Linked DNA regions of Mus musculus: all the other regions are linked to region 2. The links are chromatin loops, found by intact Hi-C in ENCODE. Cell type or tissue: left cerebral cortex. All regions are shown on one strand.

Region 1 (2,500 bases), 200 kb before region 2:
TTCTATAAAACTCTCCCACTTTTAACTTATCTTACACTTCCCCTACATCCATCTCTCAAATTTATGCTATTTTCTTTTGTAACTATTTGTTGTTATAAACACATGTACTCATGTGTGTGTGTGCTTTTGTGTGTCTGTCTTCTTCAGACCACATTTACTGTGGATCATGTGTTCAGAAATATAGGTAGTGTTGACCTGTTGAGCACAGGAAATCAGGAGACCCTGCAGAAAACGGGATCTCTCTCCCTTATAGCCATCAACGCTATAGTTAATCCTATAAACTACAGTAATGATCAGCCCAACAAGATACGCCAAGAAGGCAATACTAACACTAATATCTTAGGGATAGCTAACAGCTGTCTCATTAGACTTGAGACCTTCTCAGTTGGAGACAACTCATGCCTGTAACTGAAAACCTAGGCAAGAACCCATGGATAGAGAGATCACAGGCCTTAGAGAAGAAATACTATCACCATTTTGCTAAATTAACCCTGTATCCAACTGTTTCTAAATACCTATCTTAATTGCCACAGATCAGAGAAGCTCTGATTATCTGGTTATCAAACAAATGTCTTTTGGCCATGAATAGAGGCTCTTATAGAAATGCATAACTGATCAAAGGACAGACTTAGTGACTCTGAAGTATCAATCCCAACATGCGACATCTACAAAGGATCAGGGAACACTGCAGAAAAGAAAGATCATCAGAGTTACAGAACCCTGAGGATGCCTGTAAAATAAAATCTCTGAGCATGACAGTGGTACTGTGCATCTCTGAACTCTCGACAGCTTGGATATGAGCTTCCAACACACACACCATGAATGAAGGATGGGCTCACAGGACTTCACTTGAGGGTATAATTTTCATAAAACAAACAAGAAATGGGAAAACAAATGAGCAGAATGTTCACAGTCAGCAATTCAGAGTGAAAAGTGTCAAGTGCCCAGTTCGCTCCTCTCGCCCTTGGGTCTATATTCAACTTCTCAAGAAAGCAAGTTTCAATAAGGAGAGAGGTCTGCTGTGTTCGTGTCAAGTATCACCATATACAAAGTGAGAAGTGTGGTAATAAGGAAATAAGATAAAAAGCGATAGAATCTACATTAAAATATAGATGTATTTCTATGAAGACCAGGTCTTTAAAATATAACGATTATTTTCCTTTCCTTCAGTTTCAAAGTTCTGCTTGTCTTGATCAAGGCCAAACAATAACCATATCAGCCAGTAGATGGCAGCCCTATGATAGCAAATAATGTATTATCTAGGCAGGTTGTATCCTCCAAGATGAGATATTTTCATTTTTACCCAATTTCTCTTTTTGTAGTTAGATGAAAGAAAATACTTCATGAAAATTCAAATAACTAAATATAAACTTTTTAAATTTAAATTTCAAAGGAGCTAGCCAGGTGCTACGCACCGTAAGCTATGGAAACAACCAAATGTGTTTGGGTTGGCATGTTAGCTGATCCTCAGGAGAAAACGTTTCTGCTTTCATGTTTTATTATCATTGTGAAAAAAAACAAGAACAAAAACCAAATCAAGCTATAATAGTGGGTACTGTGTTTGGCAAACCATTCCTTGCCTTCATTCATCAAAACCTTGAAAGAAGATAATACAATACCAAGAATTATAAATAAATTAGAATTAAGCTTTAGGTATGATTAATAAATAATTACTTAAATGAGAGAAGCTATTCTATATTATATTAAAGAAAACAGCACTTAAAGAGAGTAAATACATTTTAAAAATACTTCTTAAAATTATAAATATTTGGTGTCATTAAAATGTCAAGTCAATATTTTGTAATTTCTAGAATGAAACAAATGACATCTAGGTTAATGTTATTTTCCTTATTTAAAAAAGGAAGTAGATTCATATGTGGAGTAAAATATCCTTTAGTGTTTCAACAGTAAGAGCTTAAATATCCAAGGCTTTAGATTTCTATGTCCTCTTAGACAAAGTTTTAACTTATGTCCAATCTATTTTGATGTTTTTGAATAAAAACAAGTAGATTTTTATGCCAAATGAATTTTAGTTGTTATAGAACTATATTTGAATGGTAAGTGATGTTATATTAATATTAGGTCGCTAACTCATTATACAAGAACAAAAGACGTGTTTTCAGGACATTTTGACAGGAGGATATAACTTATTATACTCAATTCTAATCACTACACATAGGTAGCACTGTGATGGATATAACTTTGCACTGGAATCAAGCTAAATGTCCAGCTCTAAATCTCCAGTTTGACCCTGAGAAAACTGTTTATTGTCTTAACGTACTGGTTACTTGTGGAAACCACGGGGTCTCCCTCTACTCTCTGTGCTACCATTTATATGGCTACTGTTCAATTCCTCCACAGATCCTTTCTCGATCGCTTGGTTCCACCTTGAGCCCCAGGCTTATAGCTAACATACCAATCATCTTGCTGTGTTTCAACTGGCTCTTTGTGTACTTGAGATTGTACTCTGAGATACCGATGAACACCTTAATGAATTAAC
Region 2 (2,500 bases):
TCATGCTTGCAGGCAATTCATCAGAAAGCCATCATCTCCCTTTGCTGTCTGTTACTGACGTCAGCAGATGTCACTAGTAAAGCCAGAGAATGGTATGGACACTTAGAGGCTAAATAAGGAATTAATTGATTTCTGGAGTCTCTATTAGTATGGTGGGATGTGTCTTCAGCTTTTCCTGTTGAGTACTGTATTCAGAAATACATAAACACTATTGAGAAGTGTCATAAACACTATTTATCTATGAACAACATGCAACCACATCTCAGGAACGTCATGATTAAAGCTATTAATAGACCATAGTATCCCAATAGCAATGGTATTGAGCCTTTTCAAAACTAGAGATAAAATTTCTTTATGGTAGCCATGGAATTTTGCCTTCAGTAATCCTTCTACTTGTGCTAGCCTGCTATGCCAAGGATCTCCAGTGCAGAGCATCTCAAGTGTCCCATCAACGCCGCAGCTGCTGCTCCCAACCGCTGAGGCTAAGCTTTACAGACCAAATCTGTTGATTCTTTTATTGGCCTGTCATTGACGCTGCCTTGTCTCACAAGATGTACAACTGTATTACCTATCTCTCCCATTCTGTCACTTTAAACGTAGAGGACAAATAGACACCTGAATTCTTCTCCACTGTATGCTTCTGTTGGTGGTAGACAGAAAGACAAGACACCAATTAGTACCACTCAGGGCCCAATCTACTCACCTGTTGACTGGTATCATTCTAATGTCCGAATTTAGATGAAAAATCAGAGCCGGACGGTGGTAGCGCATGCCTTTAATCCCAGCACTCGGGAGGCAGAGGCAGGTGGATTTCTGAGTTTGAGGACAGCCTGGTCTACAAAGTGAGTTCCAGGACAGCCAGGGCTATACAGAGAAACCCTGTCTTGGAAAAGAAAAGAAAAGAAAAGAAAAGAAAAGAAAAGAAAAGAAAAGAAAAGAAAAGGGAAGGGAAGGGAAGGGAAGGGAAGGGAAGGGAAGGGAAGGGAAGGGAAGGGAAGGGAAGGGAAGGGAAGGGAAGGGAAGGAAAAGTCAGTAAAGAAGCCTTTATTGAGTCTAACCATTCCAGGAGGAGAATGAGAAGGAGGAGGGAGAGGAGGAAAATGAGAACTAGGAAGAGGAGTGGGAAATTGGATAAAAAAAAAAAATCCTTTATAAAAATTTCAAATTCTTTGCTTATGACTTAAACTGTGTTTTCATCTTCTGTGAGGTATTTTATAATGTAAAACAAGTCTTTAATGGCTTTTAATCTAAGAACAATATTTACTTGTGCCCCCCACTTTGGCAAAATGAAATTACTATGGGTGTGACTCATTCTGAAAAGCCTTTAATTTTTAGACACAGGTTTTATTTCCGTTTCTGTATGGATCACAGAGAATTATTTTTAAATGACAGAGCTCCACATTTAAAAGCTACACAGCAACTTTGAAAGAATACAGTGTCTTCCATGCATGCTGTGGCATCTGTTTGTGGCCTTTCCCGCTTTGTCGCTGTCTCTGCTGAGAGGCTCCCAGAGCTTTGCCAACATCCTCAGTGCATGGCATTGAGTTCAATGTCACAGAGTAAAAGTAATGAGGACCGCTGCTGTGCTGTTTTCTACATACTAGCCACCACTTGAGGGACATTTGTGTGGAATCTGATTGTACTCTGAGAGCAGCCTTTTGCAAGGCTCTTACACATAACAAGGCTCTCATACATAGGGCAGGGATGCCAATAGCTTGTCTGTGGTGAAGCTCTCTATGAAAGAACAACTCCCATCTTAAACCTTGATTCCAGAGTCTCAATTCCAACCAGGATCCTCATTCTTCAGAGAATACGACTGAGGCAAAATGTCATCACAGTTCTTCCAAGTCCTCCCACTTCTGTGACTTACCCTTAAGACATGGTAATAACACTGCCACTGTGATGTTTTGAAACAAAAAGTTCTCTAGGTGCTTGCTAAGATCCTCACCAATCATCATCTAGGAGTGACATCACCAGCTATATCCTCCATCCCTGGCTGAGTCAGAAGGTAGAAAATTGACCATTTTAGGCAGGCGTGTTTTAACTAGTCATCTTGACTTAGCAATTACTGGAGATAAATATGGCAGAGAAAACTATTAAAGAATACATTCTAAAGTAACTAAGAAAATGAAAGTTTTATGAAGAATCATGAGGTAATAATGGTTATTGTGTTTTCATAAACATATCCATGTACTGTATGGACACACAGATATACATATGTGTCATTGAATTACAAGGAAAGACATCTCCAAAAAAGGGTTTAAAGATAATAAATCATGTATAAAGATTTACAGATATTTATGATATTTTATGGGGAAAATTTCAACAATTTCAAACAATGTTATTACTAAACTCGCTAACCAAAACACTTAAAAGTCTTTTGTCTGCTTAAAAATAGATGATGAAACCAATGATAAATGCCATAAACTATAGCAATGGGTATGTCTAACACTTTGTGTCTGTAATCTCATAAGTAGACTTTGAGATCAGTCATACTTTT
Region 3 (2,500 bases), 210 kb before region 2:
ATACTGCCTTCCCACTTCTCCCTTGCGTTGTCTTATCAATGCAGTACTTTTTAAAACAAAGGTTGTTTAGGTTGAGTTTCACCGTATATGAGGCGGTGCTCCAGCCAAGAGAGGTCACTGGAGCCACAGACTTGGAGTCGCACAGGTGGTAACGAACTGTTGGGCGTGGGTGCTAGGAAGTAAATTGAGGTCTTCGCAAATGCAGCAAGTACTCTTAACTGCTAACCTATGTCTTCAACCCCTCAGTGCAGTGCTTTCATTCAAACACTCTCAATACTTTTTGAGACAGAAACCCTGTCTCAAAAAACCAACCAACCGACCAAACAAACAAACAAAGATGTTATGTATTTCTAGTTGAAGACTATAAGAGGACACAGAGCTGTGTGTGTAAGGAAGGGCTGTGGACCGTGGAAAAGTTGAGGGACGGGACACAAATATAATCAAAGCATGCTGTATGGAACTCTCAAAAGAACCAACGAAATGGTAAAACAATGTAAAACAATATAACAGAGGCCTGGCTATACAGAGGGAGGTGAGGGAGGTAAACTGAGGAAATAAAGCATAACGCCATGGTCGCGCCAGCCTCACCACGCACAGCCGCCCCACTCGGGTGTAGATCGTGTGGGCGTTGTTCTCCGCCTCCAGCGCCTTCTCAGTAAAGAAAAAGTACATTTTGTTGTCATCTCGGTCTTCGTTATCAGGAATCATATATGAACCTACAAATTTTGGTTCTTCAGAAAAAAACAAACATGAAAGTGTTAAAAAATTATACATGTAATGGTACAATGAAAAAGTCACCCCCCATAAATTATTTATCAACTGATTGTCAAAGTGTCATCCACTTGTGAGAAAATACAAACGTTCTTCAAATTTTCGATGATTATTGAAACATAGATCATTATTCTTGTTTATGTGCAAATCAATAGACATTTTAAAATGCAATTTAAATAGAAACCGTAAGAGTCAGGGTTTCAGAAAACATTATAGTGTATGTTGCAAACAAAATATATTTAGTGAAGAAAAGCAGAAAGCATTATTAAAACAATCTATGAATTTCTTCTCAATCTATATAAGGTAAATGGACATGTAAGCTCCATATTAAAAATTTAAAAGTAGCTTGTTATTTGTTTTTAATTTATACATAGCTTATCAATGAGCTCCATGGAAGATCATTTATTTTTAAAGTGAGAAATTTAAGATTTTGTCTTTATAGTCTACAGAACCTGAGTAGGTGGCTTTGATTGATATGATCCTGAGCATTTGAATGATAATATATATGCGTGCTGAAACTCAATCATGGACTTGTGGAAATTATGAATATGCCCAATATAACCTGGTACCTTCACTCCTAGATACACCAGTATGTGACAAAATATAAAATTCACATATATGTGAACGTAGATGTAACATTTATATGTTTATATATGTGTAAGTTTACACGTAAGCTTATATATGTGTGTGCATGTATGCATATGTATATATATATTTTACATTTCTGGAATCTGGTTAGGGGATGCAAGTGATACTCCTGAAGTTTTATCTCCAAAGTGCAGCATGATCCTATTAAAGCAGCAGGGGGCGCCATCAGGGTCGCATTGATGCCCATTAATGCGACAGGCAGAAGCTATTAAATGAGCCTCTACTTTTCATATATTCAGCTTGTTCTTTTTATTTAACTCTTGATATCTAAGCATTGCTATAAATAAACTTACTGCATATTAGGGTATTTTATATATAAAGTGATAAACAACATATGTATTTTGGACTCGAGAATATGATAGCTATAATGGCTATTTTGAGTTAACATTTTTTATTATCAAAATCACAGACTCAGTCATGGACCGTAGACTCGTTTTCCATTGTTTCTTCACTTCTACCTTTCAGGAGCCGCTCATCGTCATGCTCAGTGCGAATATGGCCTAACTTCCCCATGCTGCGGAAGATCGCCGAGTCTCTGCCCCAATAGTCACTGTAGAGTCCAGCAAACAGCTCATTCCCTGCAAAGGCGACCCAGAGGAAGACAAGTCAGTGTCCGTCCCCCAATCCGAGGCTGGGCAGAAGCCACTGTCAGGACAAACATGCCGGTTTAACACATATTCAACTTGAGGTTGTCAACAGTATCGCTCAGGGCAGGAATGAAACCACCACAGAGAGGCGCTGGCCTCTTCGCTGTGTATCCTGGGAGCCATTTCTTTCTGAACTGAAAACGCAGCACTCAGTGTTAAGAGAAAAGCGCTGGGGGACACTGGTGAATGCTGACACCTATTTGGTGACGCTGTCTCCGCTATTCTTATTTTGGCTAACTTTTTCAACCTCGATACCAACTGTTTTATTGTGATCGTTGTATGGGGATGACGTGTGATTCAGTTAATTCGAGTGCTTCTTATACCAAATCTGAGGATTTAATATGAGTTTACAAGGATTTTAATACGATAAGTACGAAGTCTGTCGAAGCAGTATCTACAATCATCCAATACGGTGAGTTTGTAGCTGAGTCAGA

Evidence for each region. Hi-C counts contacts between places; a loop is a spot of excess contacts. Peaks named below come from ENCODE experiments on the same cell type or tissue, not always from the same donor. Only the 100,000 strongest peaks of a DNase experiment are listed, where the experiment ranks them.
Region 1: it touches region 2 in a loop (2.1-fold over the local background); 5 of 42 quality-filtered maps call a loop at or near these places.
Region 3: a loop joins it to region 2, with 2.6 times the contacts of the local background. A loop is called at or near these places in 5 of 42 quality-filtered maps.

What each region holds. Positions count from the first base shown.
Region 1 is chr5:14,217,613-14,220,112 of GRCm38, reverse strand. The region is part of intron 5 of Sema3e (sema domain, immunoglobulin domain (Ig), short basic domain, secreted, (semaphorin) 3E); the gene reads right to left. Among named protein-coding and RNA genes, the nearest start is that of Sema3e, 190 kb to the right of the region's middle. In left cerebral cortex, a CTCF peak has its summit at 1,216 (motif pointing right); a DNase peak (open chromatin) is centred at 1,230.
Region 2 is chr5:14,018,571-14,021,070 of GRCm38, reverse strand. No RefSeq gene overlaps it. Among named protein-coding and RNA genes, the nearest start is that of Sema3e, 5.5 kb to the left of the region's middle. In left cerebral cortex, no CTCF peak of the experiment used is centred here; a DNase peak (open chromatin) is centred at 1,460.
Region 3 is chr5:14,223,784-14,226,283 of GRCm38, reverse strand. Sema3e (sema domain, immunoglobulin domain (Ig), short basic domain, secreted, (semaphorin) 3E) reads right to left here. Exons shown (of 17, transcript NM_011348.2): 6 at 1,878-1,997; 7 at 589-731. Among named protein-coding and RNA genes, the nearest start is that of Sema3e, 200 kb to the right of the region's middle. In left cerebral cortex, a CTCF peak has its summit at 1,547 (motif pointing right); no DNase peak of the experiment used is centred here.